2 separate regions of the Homo sapiens genome follow, and region 1 is linked to region 2. Evidence: read pairs that join two places in POLR2A ChIA-PET (ENCODE). Cell type or tissue: OCI-LY7. All regions are shown on one strand. Each heading gives the region's core, and the rest is flanking DNA. Links, peaks and the distances in the headings are about the cores only.

What was found. Peaks named below come from ENCODE experiments on the same cell type or tissue, not always from the same donor. Only the 100,000 strongest peaks of a DNase experiment are listed, where the experiment ranks them.
Region 1: POLR2A ChIA-PET joins it to region 2 with 7 read pairs; 6 of 35 experiments call an interaction of 5 or more read pairs at or near these places.

Annotation. Positions count from the first base shown.
Region 1 is chr3:71,483,777-71,490,843 of GRCh38, reverse strand. All of the region lies in intron 3 of FOXP1 (forkhead box P1), which reads left to right. Among named protein-coding and RNA genes, the nearest start is that of MIR1284, 55 kb to the left of the region's middle. In OCI-LY7, for the core only: no CTCF peak of the experiment used is centred there; a DNase peak (open chromatin) is centred at 3,213.
Region 2 is chr3:71,539,278-71,546,344 of GRCh38, reverse strand. All of the region lies in intron 2 of FOXP1 (forkhead box P1), which reads left to right. It overlaps MIR1284 (microRNA 1284), which reads left to right and starts at 4,256; the gene lies at 4,256-4,375. In OCI-LY7, for the core only: no CTCF peak of the experiment used is centred there; DNase peaks (open chromatin) are centred at 2,784 and 3,624; H3K4me3 peaks cover 3,678 bases; H3K27ac peaks cover 4,000 bases.

The sequences.
Region 1 (7,067 bases), core at 1,699-5,698, 56 kb after region 2:
CTCAATCTCACTATTACAAAATTGATATATGAAATTTAACAAAACCACATGAATGGATTTGTTGAAGATGAGGCTCATTTTATTCATTAATTTCAATTGGATTTGGCCCATTATTTGAAAAATCCATCTGAAGAACTATAATGAAAATGATATCTGTTTTGAAAAAAATGTTCTTTTAGGCCTAGTGGAATACTAGAATTTTTGTAAATAAGGCAGTTCTTAGTATTTATCAGACTTTAAAAAACTTCCCTTCTCAGTATTTTTAGTAGAAGGTAGAGGTGCCTGAAATCCTGTGAGCTGGACCATATGTTCTGATTTTCTATTCTCCTCCCATTTTTTTTTTTTAAGACAGAGTTTTGCTCTTGTCACCCAGGCTGGAATGCAATGGCACAATCTCAGCTCACTGCAACCTCCACTTCCTGGGTTCAAGTGATTCTCCTCCCTCAGCCTCCCAATTAGCTGGGATTGCAGGTGCCCACCACCACACCCAGCTAATTTTTGTATCTTTTAGTAGAGACAGGGTTTAATTATGTTGGCCAGGCTGGTCTCGAACTCCTGACCTCAGGTGATCTGTCCACCTGAGCCTCCCAAAGTTCTAGGATTACAGGTGTGAGGCACTGTGCCTGGCCCCATTTTTTTCTCAAGGTGCATTTCCAAGGCTTGCTCAAAGGACTCACTCTCTTCCTCTGTGCTGCAGTGACTGGCCTTCCGTGCATTATGCATCTGATAGTTAGTCATTCCATTGTCAAACATTTATTCACAGTCCTGTGCCTTTTAGAACTTTACAGTTTATTGAACAACCAAAAGAAGCACCAATTAATTGTTACAGCTGACAATTTGGAGTCTTTAGGCTTGAAATAAACTCTAATTCTGAGTGAAGTGTTTCATGGTAAGTGTCCTCCTGGTAGACCAGGGTCAGAGTTACAGAGGTAGGCATCCAGAACAACAGATTGCTTCACTCAAACACAAGGAAACGAAACCATGAAATAAAAGGTTTGCACAGATAGATCATTATGGCCAACTTTTTAAGGTCAGAAGACGGGTAATGTACTCGATTGATGCCGGCGGTAACCATGCTTGCATAATAAATTAACTTAGAGGCAGGAGACAGCGAAAGAAGGGCTGAGCACTTCGTATCTCTCTTTGTGCTGTGGTTATTTAATGCCACCGTTCACCAGGAAGGAGTCAGAGTTGGCTCCTGTTTCCTGGTGTGAAGCTTTAGTTGACACTGGTACCTATAGGATGCACATCACAGGACTTCCAGAGTGAAGGCTGGCAATGCCTGCTGCATATTTAATCGGCAGTTAGCCACAGTGTTATTAATAAATGTGATCATAGCAATTTGCATTTGCATAGAGTTGTTTTGAGAAGGGCTGACTAGAGATGGCGAATGTGTTGGTTTGTTCGTCTGTCTCTGCTCTGTCATTGCATCGTCTCTACCACTAGGTTGTCCCTTGCTGGTAGATCTGGTGAAAAGACATAAGCGTCACGCAACATTCATTGTTATGTGTTATTTGCTTACAACTGTTTTCCCTTATTTGCCCAGCCTTCCTCTTTTGATGTCTCTCATAATCAAATTGCTACCTTTTGACTTACTAGGAAGAGACAAAAACAAGGGAAATGCATCCTTCTCACCGAAGACTTGGTGAAGGGCTACTTTTTTGGCTGGGAGTTCCTTTCTTTTTAAAATAAAACTCGAGAATATGGACTTTCCGTGACCGGTTTTGGGGTGGGGCGGTGGTGGCGCAGCTTCCAGAAGGTATGTGCAGCTGGCAGGTACCTTGGGCCAGGAGAGCCAGCCGACAGGGTTCCTTTCTGGTCTGCCATGTGCTGCAGCCTGTCAGGGGGCCAGCCCACGGTGTTGTGCTTAAACTTCCAGTCTCTGGAATTTTGACTTTGAAAAGTAATTTTAACAATTTAATAAACTACATAATATGTTTTATAAGCTGGAGCGAATGATCTTAAGTATTTTGGTCTCTTTCATAACACAATGAACCTAATATTGGTAAAAATACAGATCTTCACTCACACCATAAAGAGAGGCTAGATTTAATAAGCAGTTATGAGTGCTGGCAGCTGCCTATCAGATTGTATCACTCGGGCTCCCGCATGCGAAGACAGTGTCAACTTACATTTTATCTGTGAAGTATTTTCGATGCGTTTATTTTGCCTTTCTCTCCAGTTCCTAACCCAATACAAGTAATGTAATTGGCTAAATATTTTCCACATAGCTAACTGGCTAGGGGCCAAGGTGGAAACCATTGTCTGGCTTGATGAAGATCAGAAATTAACATGACATTTACGTGGAGGTAATGGAATATATTAGTAATGTAGTAATTCAGGATGGTGAGAGACAGTGTCCATCCCTTCCTGCCCATAAGCAGCAGGAGGTGTTCAGCAGCTGATGAAAGAACCTCCACACCCCCACCCCAGTTCCCTAGTACCACACAGCAGTAGCCAGCCCATCCCTGTGTCAAATTTACTTTTAAGTTCTTCAGACAGAACTGTAAGACAAACTAATGAATTATTCCATTTGTCAATTAAAAAATAAACCCCCCAACTCCTATTTTAAGATTAAATTCCAATTAGAAGATTGCATTTAATTCAGAAGCTGTAACATTGTTTTAATGAATTCTATTGGAGGTGACAGTTTATGTGAGATAAATTTATATAGTGTAGATAGATATAAATTCATTGGATAATGTTAAACATGTTACTTCATATATATTAGCTGTGAAATTTATTTCTTCTCTGGTTAGGTCCCTAAGGAGGTAGAGTCAAAGGGAAAAACATATCTTCAAAGAAAGAACCCTTTCTGTCCTTTCAGATATTTGCTCTAAAACAGCCTTTTCTCACTTTTATTAAAAAAAAATCTGTTAAATTTCTGCATTAACTGAATTTATGATTCTTGGTGTATGCTATTTATAAAATTGAATATAGGTTTTATGATATAGGAAATTAGTCTAGGAATGAGAATATGATCCAACTTTGTAATAAAGGTAATCTGCATTTATATTGCATGTATTTTCCATTCCTCTCTAAGCCCCTTACGGGATTATACACACATTTTTCTGGACATACAAATTCACCATAAACTTTTAATGTATTGGGCAGACTTTCGTTCACATGATACCTACACAAAACATCAAACCTTTTGGCTAAATTAGAGGTGGCAAACATTCTTGACACACTTTCGATTTTATAGTTCCCCTTTTCTGTGCCCATCCTGTGCCTTGGCAGACATCATTGAATTGGTCATATTCTTTCCTTTACTGAGTGTAGATGTGGCCTCAGAATTATTCCACCTAAATTCTTGTAGGCAGGCTTACAGAGTCACCATTTACATTTACAATGCAGTGTATAAGGTATAAGGCCGGGGCTTTTGAGCGATCTTTGCAGTTTGCCTTTGTATACCCAGTACTTACCCTAATATCTGGCAGACAGTTTTTAAACAGTCCATATTTCACATATTAATGAAAGAATCTGGGCTGGGTGCTGTGGCTCATGCCCGTAATCCCAACACTGGGAAGCCAAGGTGGGAGGATTGCTTGAGGCCGGGAGTTTGAGACCAGCCTGGGCAATATGTGTGCACCACATTGACTTGTTAGGTAGTTTATTTTCTACCCTTCAACTGGTTTTTGTGTTATGTCTGTGAAATATTATAGTTTTGTAGTGTTTTTTTTTTCAATTTGCGTAACTTTGGAAAAGACGAGAATGAGTCTATGTCGCTCTCTTTTTACCTGTGTATCAACTGAGGCTCTAACATAGCAAGGAAGTGGTGATGTGAGAGCCAAACCCAGACTTTCACTCTCTGGGTGCAGTTGCTTTCTCATAGGGAGAGGCACATACATGCCGGGTGCTGACCGGTGCAGGGCAAGTTTCTTACATTTTCCTTTTGCATATTAATCTTACTTCTTATCAATACACCAAAGCAAGCTGTACCAGGGAGGAAGGCATTTAGCTATTATATTTCAAATGATATCTTCCGTGATGTAAAATTCTAGGAACTTAAACTCCATTGCATGTTGTTTTTGAAAATATTCTGTTTTCTGTTAAGTTGGTTCAAGTAATGCACAGAAGCAAAGAGAAGGAAATTTCCATTCAGTTTATATGCAGGCTGCTGAGCTGCCTGTTGAGAATTGCCGTCATTTTATTCTGTCTTCAAGAAAAGTAAGCAATTAGTACATATAAGCTATCATTTAGCTAATGTACATTTTAATTTTATTTCAATATGTTGCATATTATTATTTCTTTTGGTCATGAAAAGCAGAGTGCGGAAGAGTGACTGTGGTGAACACGTGAATTGTTACCCTCTTGGCCCGTAATAATAGGATGATACGGTTGACTTTGATTAAGGGTGACAAAATCAGCAGGCCCCCGAAACAGCAGGCCTGTTCTGATGGTGGCTTTTGGATTTTTCCCTACAGATATTCTATGTAGCACCATCCAATGGATTGGAATAGGCTCATGAGATAAAATCTTTTTATTCCTTCTGTATTCGATCAGATTTTAGTAATATTTATAACAAATAATTAGAGAGCTATTCATCAGGCACTTACTTTTCCTATGTTGGTTCAAGTATCACCTTGCTTATCTTATTGAACCTTAACAACATCTCTGTGTTCTAGGTATTATTCTGGTTTTAATGTTGAGAAGAGAGAAGGTTAGTGCATAAGTCACCTGCTCAGAATTGCATAGCAAGAGTGAGAAGTGGGTTTTATTCCAAGTTGGGCCAATTTCAAAACCTTTGTCTTAACCATGAGGACATGCTACTTCCTCATCTTTGAATAGATTCCGTGGTTCTTTAAGGTCTTTTTGATTTAGGCAGAGAAGATTTTGTAGTTTATACTTGTCTTTGTGAAAGAGGTGGAATCTGACTTATTTAAAACAGCAGCTTCATCTGCAAGATTTTTATAGAGGCAGCAATGTAAAAGGGAATGGCTTCCTCCAAAAATTTTCTCCAAAATATTCCTCACCTCCTGGCTTTTTCCTCAGTTGAAAAAAATCTCCCCAGAGTCATGCCACTGGATTCAACACTGCATTATTTCTGTGGTTCTTTTTTTTTTTTTTTTGATGGAGTCTCTTTGTTGTCTAAGCTGGAGTGGAGTGGTATGTGGTATGATCTTGGCTCACTGCAACCTCTGCCTCCCAGGTTCAAGCGATTCTCCTGCCTCAGCCTCCCTAGTAGCTGGGATTAAAGGTACACGCCATCACACCTGGCTAATTTTTGTATTTTTAGTAGAGATGGGGTTTCACCATGTTGGCCAGGCTGGTCTTGAACTCCTGACCTCAGGTGATCTGCCCGCCTTGGCCTCCCAAAGTGCTGGGATTACAGGCGTGAGCCATCGCTTCCAGCCTCAGTTATTATTCAGGGAACTTTTTTCTCCCTGTTTTAAAAAGTTGCATATTGAATTATCTAAGAGTGAAATGACATGTCAGTTGCAAGTTCCTTTATGAATCTTCAGAAAATAAGAAAAAATGTTGGGGCAGAAGCTTGATAAATCTAGAATCTAGGTGATGGATATAAGGGGGTTTACTATTTTCTCTACTTTTAAATATTTTTGACCACTTTTATTGTATAAAAGGGATATTGGGGAGATGAGAGGCTTATCTAGCTCACTGTCTAATCTAGTCGTTGATAAACCAATCACAGGCAGGATAGAACCAGGCCTCTGCACCCCTGTCCTCTACCCAACACCTGCTGGCCCTCAGCTGCCAGTATAATTTAATTGATATGGGGTCTTAGGGCAAGGAGATGCTGACCTCATCAGCCCATTTTGTCCAGGAGTAATTTACTGGACAATACAGATACAATGTCTTTAACCTGACATACCAGCAGTCCCCAAGTAACTTATAAAATGATGGCAGTTGTCATAGTTGAGTATGTATGACATGCCAAGGGCTATAATACGTGTGTTATAGATTTTTATCTGTAATCTTCCTACGGGCAGTGTTTGGAGGGCTGTAGAGGAGACCTGAATTTAGGGCCCATCAGATTTTCTTCTTTACCTCCACGTTTTGTGTTTTTCAAAGTGTCATCTCAGCACTGCCTGGGAAGCGCATTAAATACAGACTTTCGGGCCCACACTGAGACACAGGCCCTTAGACTGGTTAGGGAGAGTGTGGTCTCTGAAGTTGAGTGGATAGCCTCAGGTCCTGGCCCCAGGACTCAATAATACCGTAACCCCGACCATGTCACAACTCCTTCCAAGCCTCAGTTTTCTCTTCTGCCAAATGGGGACAGTGGTGTCATCCACACTATTGGCTGTGAAAAGTCCTTAATACAGTGCTTGACACCTTGCAAATGTTAGATATATGCTGCTTGTAACTGTATTTGAACCTTTTTGAGACTTTGCCAATTTCCTGATAAAACCAAGAATATTGAGGATGTAGCAATGAATGCTCCAGGTGGCACTATTTGGTGGGTGAAATTTAAACCTTACATATCCTTGAAGTATGCTTTTTGTGATTATTAAAAGCATTTTAAAAATAAGTATTAGAGTTTTTACTTAGATGTTTGAAAAAGAATTCTGTCATCAAAGTGTATGAGAGTTGACAAGTGTAAATATGCAGTTAGACAGTTTCAAGGGACGTGTATTATTTACTGATCAATGTACTGTCTCCTTTGGAGCCATTACACTCAGTCATTTCCTGTCAATCTCTCCACGCTGTTATAATCAGACTATGGATATGCATATTAAAATATAAGAAAGTTATTGTGTATGTGTGGTGGCAGCTTTTTAATTGTTAATAATGTTGCTGCTTTAAAAAGGTATCAGGGTAGTTTACTCTTAGGATGGTTAATATTCTGCAGAATTGCATGAGAAATTAGGGGAACCAAAATTCGAGCTGGTGGATAATGAGGCCAATAGGTGGGTGTCTGTGCTTCTAGTCGTTGCCCCGGTTACAAAAAAATGAGCTTTTAATGGTGGTCCTAATATGGAGGTAGGTTCCTTCTGTTCTTTTTTCAAATTTTTATTTATTTTTATTTTTTTTTACTACTGTGTTTTTAGGAAAACTTTTGTAATTAAAAAAAAGTTCGTGTATGTGTGTGATGGTGGGAGGCT
Region 2 (7,067 bases), core at 1,191-5,190:
AAATCTTTATTCTTTACAAGATTAGCCAGGTGTATTTCGTGAATGTTAACTTTAGCCTTGGCTGCTTGGCCCTGCTGCTAATGAGGCCAAAGTGGGAATTCCTGCCTCTTGTGGACCAGTTACCTTCACTCTCTTACCTGGCCACCGACCACTAACCCTCGCCAGCTGGCTTGTGAATGTCTGCAGTTGGATGTTGGAGTGTGGGGAGGTGGGTGGGGGAAGGTGTTGTATGGATTAATGCAAATCCATGACCCCTCCTGGGGAAAAGCCACACACACATACTCCATGGAACAAGGGTCAAGTGCATTGTCTCCACTTTTGAAAGGCAATAGAGTTGATTAAGGTTAACTCGAAAATACTGATGTTGGCTAGAATTTTGGACTTTTGCCAGGATATATGCAACATTTAAAGTGATTTCTGGAAACCTGTGCCCATGGTTCACTGGTAGAGGAGCTTAAGATGAATAAAACAGTGAAAACCAGGGAGAGTGTGATTACTTTTAAATATGCAGCAACAAAAGGGACATGGCAATAGCTTAAAAATCTGTTTTCTAGGAATGTAATATTTTCCAAAATCTTAAGCTGGCTTACATCATATTTGGGTTGTAGGTTCTTCAGACTTTTACTTTTGGTTCCTACCTATTGCGAAAACGATATATATAGGTTAAATTTATATTATAGCTATTTATTATGGAATTGCATATTAAATAGAAATCTTGCAGTTACTGAAAACTTTTAGGATTTTAAACAAACATTAAGGAGCATATAATGTTCTAGAAGATAAATATTTGCATAAGGCAGTTCAGTCCTTCAGCATGTGTATTTTTAAAAACAAACAAAACCCCATCAATATTTACCCTAAGTGTAATTTGCAAAGTAAAATGAGAGTAATTTTGAAATCTTGTGTAACTCTGATTCATTTATTTTCATAGGATGGATTTACATTTTGGAATGATAAATGTGCAATAAAGAGCTATTAGGAAAACCATTATTTCTCTCAGATTTGGGAAATTCTAACACTGCTTTGTTACATATCACTATTTCCCAAAGAAAAGAAAATTAGGCCCAGACAAACTGTGACTTACCCAAGGTCACTTACTCAACTAGAAAGTGGCTGAGCTTTGGTGAAAACCAGTCCTTCTCTCCCTCAGACCAGTGGTATTTCCATGACAGCATGCTGATTTTTTTCAGGGAGCATATGCGCGCATGTACATGTGTAAATAAAATGGTTATTTTTAATAAAAAAAAAATTGTTTTACCACCCATGGTCCTGGTTAAAATCGCTATTTTGCTTCCTTTTAACAGACTGCAAGCGTGGTGACTTGGAAATATCATTTTCTTTCTCATCCTTTCAAGAAGCAAATTCAGCGTATTGCTTTACAGTCTTAACATTTTTTTATGTCTCTAGATACAGAATTGACTTTGTCTTTTCTTTGCCTTCTAAGCTGTTTAGAGCAAGGTGAGATTACAATCATAAGCTGAATCTGGAAAAAAAAAGCCCTATTATCTTTCTTGACTACCCTCATTGCCTGGAAAAGAACTATTATCCAAGTTTCACTTAATCATATGGTAACTTACAACAGTTGTGATTTGTAAAATACATGACGATTTGGTCTTGTCTCCTTTGTCTCTCTTACCTCTTTGTGATCATATTCTGCTTATTTTAATGCATGACCAGCCAACTGTGTTATTTTTCAGAAAGACCACCCCACATATAAAATGGAGTGGTCTTTAAATGTCTTGGGCTTTGAAAGATTGTTTAGCCATTCCTTCCCAAGTGCTTCAGGTTTGGATTTTGGAAACGTATGTTTTTGCCATTGGTGTCACTGCAAATGTTCTCATCTTCCTTTTTTCTTTGAATTTGATCAAACTTTGTTCACTTGTAGTACTTCCACGATCAGCAGAGTCTGTCTAGTCTTTCCTGCTTTTTCCTTTTTTTTGTTCCAAATTTTCCTTTTTTTTTTTTTCCATTTCTTTACTTTCCTTTGATACATCTTTTTAAAAAGTCAAAGTGGAAATATATGTAATTGACCAATGCTATAGCAGTTTATAGATGATATAAATTATTAAAAGAAATAAATACATATTTTATAACTGGATTTATATCATAAAATATTTCTAACCTTTATAGAAGGATTTATATATTTTTATTTATATCTTTTAAGTACTTATATCTTTTTAATACTGCTACGGCATTGGTCACTTGTATGTATTCGGCTCTGATTTTCCTAAAAGACATAGTAAAGGAAAGTAATAGAAATACACACATATATGTGTGTATATGTATGTGTATACACACATATATGTGTGTATATGTGTGTATATGTGTGTATACACACATACATGTGTGTATATGTGTATATATAGTGTGTAAACACACACAGGCACAGCATATAGTAAATAAGAGAATTTCATATCTTTACAAATATATTCAAAAGAGAACCACTTCAAACACATGGGTTTTACTGAATGAAGATCACTTCTACCTTTATGTGGTGGTCTAAGGTTTCTGTCACTTTCTTTGTTAGTTGTATTTGAAAGCAGGTGAGTAAACCAGAAAGAAATGATTCAGTCTGCCTGCTCCAGGCACAGAAGTAGAGGGATATAGGCCTGCAGCTCTCAGGCTTTCTGTGGACCTGCTTCCCCACTCTGTTTTGAGGCAGAAACTGGGGGATGTCAGCTCAAGCTTTGCTTGGCCACATGTGCCTCCACGGCTAGCTGAGAGTCACGTAGATGCCACTTGTCACATACACCCTTGGATCTGAGCTGCTTGAGGGTGTTACCACACATCACAGCTTGGTGCTGGGGCTCAGCATGGCCAGGTGGCTAACCAGGGCTTGGTGTCAACTACATTTGGGATGATGACACTTGGAGGACACAGAGCCACTGTGCAGCAGGAGTCGCCACTGCTAACAGCCAGAGGTTGGTGCCCATTTTGCCCCAATCCTCCTCAGTCCCTTCTCAAGTGGAAATTTTGCAAGTCGACTTCTGCAGCGTGCGTAGTACAATTTGGCTGACAGCAGTTTCTGGCAAAAGAAATAACCAAATTATTATTCAGTCATGGTTTTTTAACAGCCGCAAAGCAAGTGGATGTTAACTAAATGATGCAATTTATTCCCTTCCCTCTTATTGCCAGCTTGCCTATTACAGAGCGACTGCCAGTTTTCAATAAGTGGTACCCAGATGGTATTCGCATGCCGCCCACTTGGTTACAGAGCCGAAGCGGGGAATAACTCGGCAGACACTACAAGCTGTGGGTCAATTGAGGGGGAATGCCTGTTGCTTCACAGTTTTGCATATGTAAATCTGTTAATGTTATGTCAGTATTGTGCGGGCTAAACACAAGCATTGCCTTTCTCTGGGGGCCCAGCTGAACTTGGACCACAGCCCAGTTATACCGAGGCTCGGAGAGCGAAGCTGCAGTTTGAGGATGCTACACCGCCTGCTCCCCTCCACTCTTGCCTCCATGCTTTTGTGTTATCTGCAGCCCAAGCTGGATGCAGGAAGTGTCTGCCATAGGCTGACTCCATAATAGGACAGGCAGGCCGGGTTTTATGAGCTGGCTGCGGAGGGAGGAGTGTGAGTATGTGTCTATTTTTAGGCCAGCCTTCAAGACAGTTCCTTTGGCCCAGCCTGCGCCTGCCTGCCTCGCTCACACTCTCCTCTGTGTGTCTGCCACACTTCTGCTCTCCATTTCATCAACTGCAGATGTGGCACACAGCCGTCTTAGAAAAGTCATGAACTGTGTCGTCTGTGCGGCTTAACAGCCAACATCTGCTGCAGCAGGCTGAAGGAAGAGGCAGGGAAATCATTTTCGGGAATGCACTCAAGTGCCTCAACTTAGCCTCTACTTTGGCCTGTGCAGACAATTATTTTACACTAATTGCATCAAGATAGCAGCTATAAAAACGAGATTTCGATCGCTCTGCTCCCCCACCCCTCTTGTGAAAGTTGCAGTTACAAAGGGGTAGTTCTTTTTTCTTTTTATTGTGGTTTGTTTCTTGTTCTCAAAAGCTTATTACATTGGGTGCAAACAACAACAAAAATGCCATAAAAAGGCAAGAATCGTAATATGCTTAAGAGCTAAAAAGACCTATGGTGTTGGTTTAACCAATGAAAATATTCCTGCAGGTATTGTAAAATTTATGTGCCATATGAAAAACATTAAGGGTGTTGTTTTTTTCACAGAGGAAAATGTTCATTGTTGAGCCATTTTGTAAATTATTTTAATGCTGCATTTCTGCTTAAACCTCATGATTTTGATATATAAGCCAGTTTAATGTTTTCTATACAGACCCTGGCTTTTCTTAAATTTTATATATTGGAAAGCCCATGTTTGTATTGGAAACTGCTGGTTTCTTTCATACTGAAAATCTGTCTCGCGCGGCGTGATGCCATGTGGCAAAGGAGTAGTTTGACCAGAGTCAAACCTCGAGTGTTGACTTTTGAGTCCTAAAAACTAGGCAAGACCGTCTGAATAAATAATCTAGAAGGTGTTTTTTTGTTTGTTTTAAAACCAGGAGTCTTTTGACAGCAATAAGAATAGCATCTCTGCAGTACAGTATGGACTTTCTAATGCATTGGTCTGTTTCAACTTTTCATCTTCTTGTAACAGAGGCAACATTGTGTTCAGTATCTGAGCCTTAACTTTTTTTTTTTAATGCTCTCGGAGTAAATTCTGGTGAAATACGCATTCCAGCATCTCGGATTCTCTTGAAAGATTTGTTTCTGTGACATTTTGCTGTATCTGTTGTGCAGCTAGAGTAGCATGCTTCTCTCCTCACATTTCAAGTCTCTAGACTTTGTTCTGAAGAGCCAGATGGAAGTATGCAGATTGTTTTTATCTTTTGTCCTTCACACTGTAACCTGATCTCCAGCATATCTAGACATCTAGCAGAAAATTTACTATGTGAAAGCAAGGAAATGATTTAGAAATATGGACCAGCCAGGAAAGAAAGGGCTCAAGATGTACTTTATCAGAGTAAATCTCTCCACCCAACTCCCATACCCTTCTTTTTTTATTTTCATTAAAAAATGCTTTTCTCTTCTAGGGTATGTCTACATATGCCCAAATATTATTCTTCTCTTTTAACAGGGACTGAGAATTATAATTGACCAGTGAGTTTGGTAAAGGTGTAAATAGGTGTGCGATGAAAGTTGATTACCTAATAATTGAAAGCTTGGAAAAAGCATGAATTGGTAGAATCCTAGACTTGGCAATGGCCTTATAAATTAGGGCAGTGCAGTTTGCTAAAAGAAGGGACTTGTCCAAAGTTACATACCACGGTTGAGACAGATTCAGGACTCAAAGCCAGCATTGCCTCAGTGGCTGCAGGAAACAATGGAATCTCAGGCTTCATGGTTTGTGGGGTTTTAATGGCAAGATATTTGTAACCTTTTTGTTAATGTTCTCCTACCTCTTTAACTTGTGGTCCTAAAAACCTTGTTTCCTTCTAATCTTTCATTGGTGTTTGGATTCACATTAGTAACTAAACATATTCACCACCATATTAGGGCACTGGATATTTGCTACACTTGTAAGTGTACACAATATGCGTGTATGTCTGTATTCATACATATTCAGCATAGTGCACACATTTGGAGTCAGGAGACCTGGGTTTAAATGCCAACGGTGGCAGTTTGGAGAAGCGAGGCCTTAGGTGAATTACCCTGACATCTCCAGGTCTCTGTTGTCCCTGCTCTAGAATCGTGATGATAATAATACTTGCCTTAAGGTTGTCCCAAGAAGTTAATGAGATTATGTACATGAGACACTTAGCATGGTGCCCCTGCAGCACATACAGTATTCTTGTCCTTAACGAAAGTTTATTATTTTAATTGATTATCTGTTACCCTTGACAACAAAGGAAAGTAGTGATAAATGCCATATTTAGCCTTGAGTTTCAACATTTTTCTCCTGTAGATTGGTTTGTGTTTCTCACCCTTCTTGTCCCCCCTTCACTCTTTCTTTTCTAGCACCTTCTGCAGCATTTCTTGTTTTACCTTTGGGTGTCATTAGACGTTGTTTACATCATTGTCTGGCGGACCAGTGCTGTTTGCAAAAAGCTCAGGTGCTTCCTCTCCTGCTTACTCTTATTCTCTTCCTTGTCTAGTGACATTGTCTTGAACTTTCTAGCTGGGAAAGACTAAAGGGGATTTGTCACCTGGCAGGGGCCCTCACCAAACTTGTGTCATGCTTGAGAATATTTTGCCTCATTATCGTCAGTAATATCTTCAATGCACACCATTAAGACCAACCTAGGGCTTGAAGAAATGAATATTTAAGGGCATATTTATTGCCTAGATTAGAAAATACAGATTTTAAGTGTTTTCTGCTACTGATAAACTTTGTTCATTCAACAGGTGTTTATTTAGATGTCTACTATGTGCTAGGTGTGCAGGATAAGCAAGACAGACACTATTTGTGCTCTCATGAAGCTTAAAAAGCCTGACATGAATCTTGACATATAGTATCTCCCTGAAATCCAGCTTTAGTTTTACCTTCGATTTCTGTTAGGCTTTGGTCCTTGTTTCTTGTACATCTACTGATTGACTTTCTACAATTCCAACTTAAAATTTATGCTAATAAAAAAGATTTCAAGCTATTGTATTTACAATAGCATCAAAAATACTTAGGAATAGATATAATAAAAGAAGTATAAAACTCATACACTGAAAACTACAAAATATTCTTGAAAGAAGTTAAAGACCTAAGTAAATGGAAAGATATCATATGTTCATAGACTGGAAGACTTATTGTTATCAAGGTGGCACTCTCCATGTTGATCTACAGATTTAATTGCAGTCCCTACCAAAATCCCAGGTATTTTTTTTTTTTTGGCAGAAATCGATAGATTGATGCTAAAAGTCATATGGAAATGCCAGGAAGCCAGAATAGCCAAAACACTTGAAAAAGAACAGAGATGACCGAGCGCGGCGGCTCACGCCTGTAATCCCAGCACTTTGGAAGGCTGAGGCAGGTGGATCACGAGGTCAGGAGATCGAGACCATCCTGGCTAACACGGTGAAACCCCATCTCTACTAACATACAAAAAAAAAAAAAAAAAT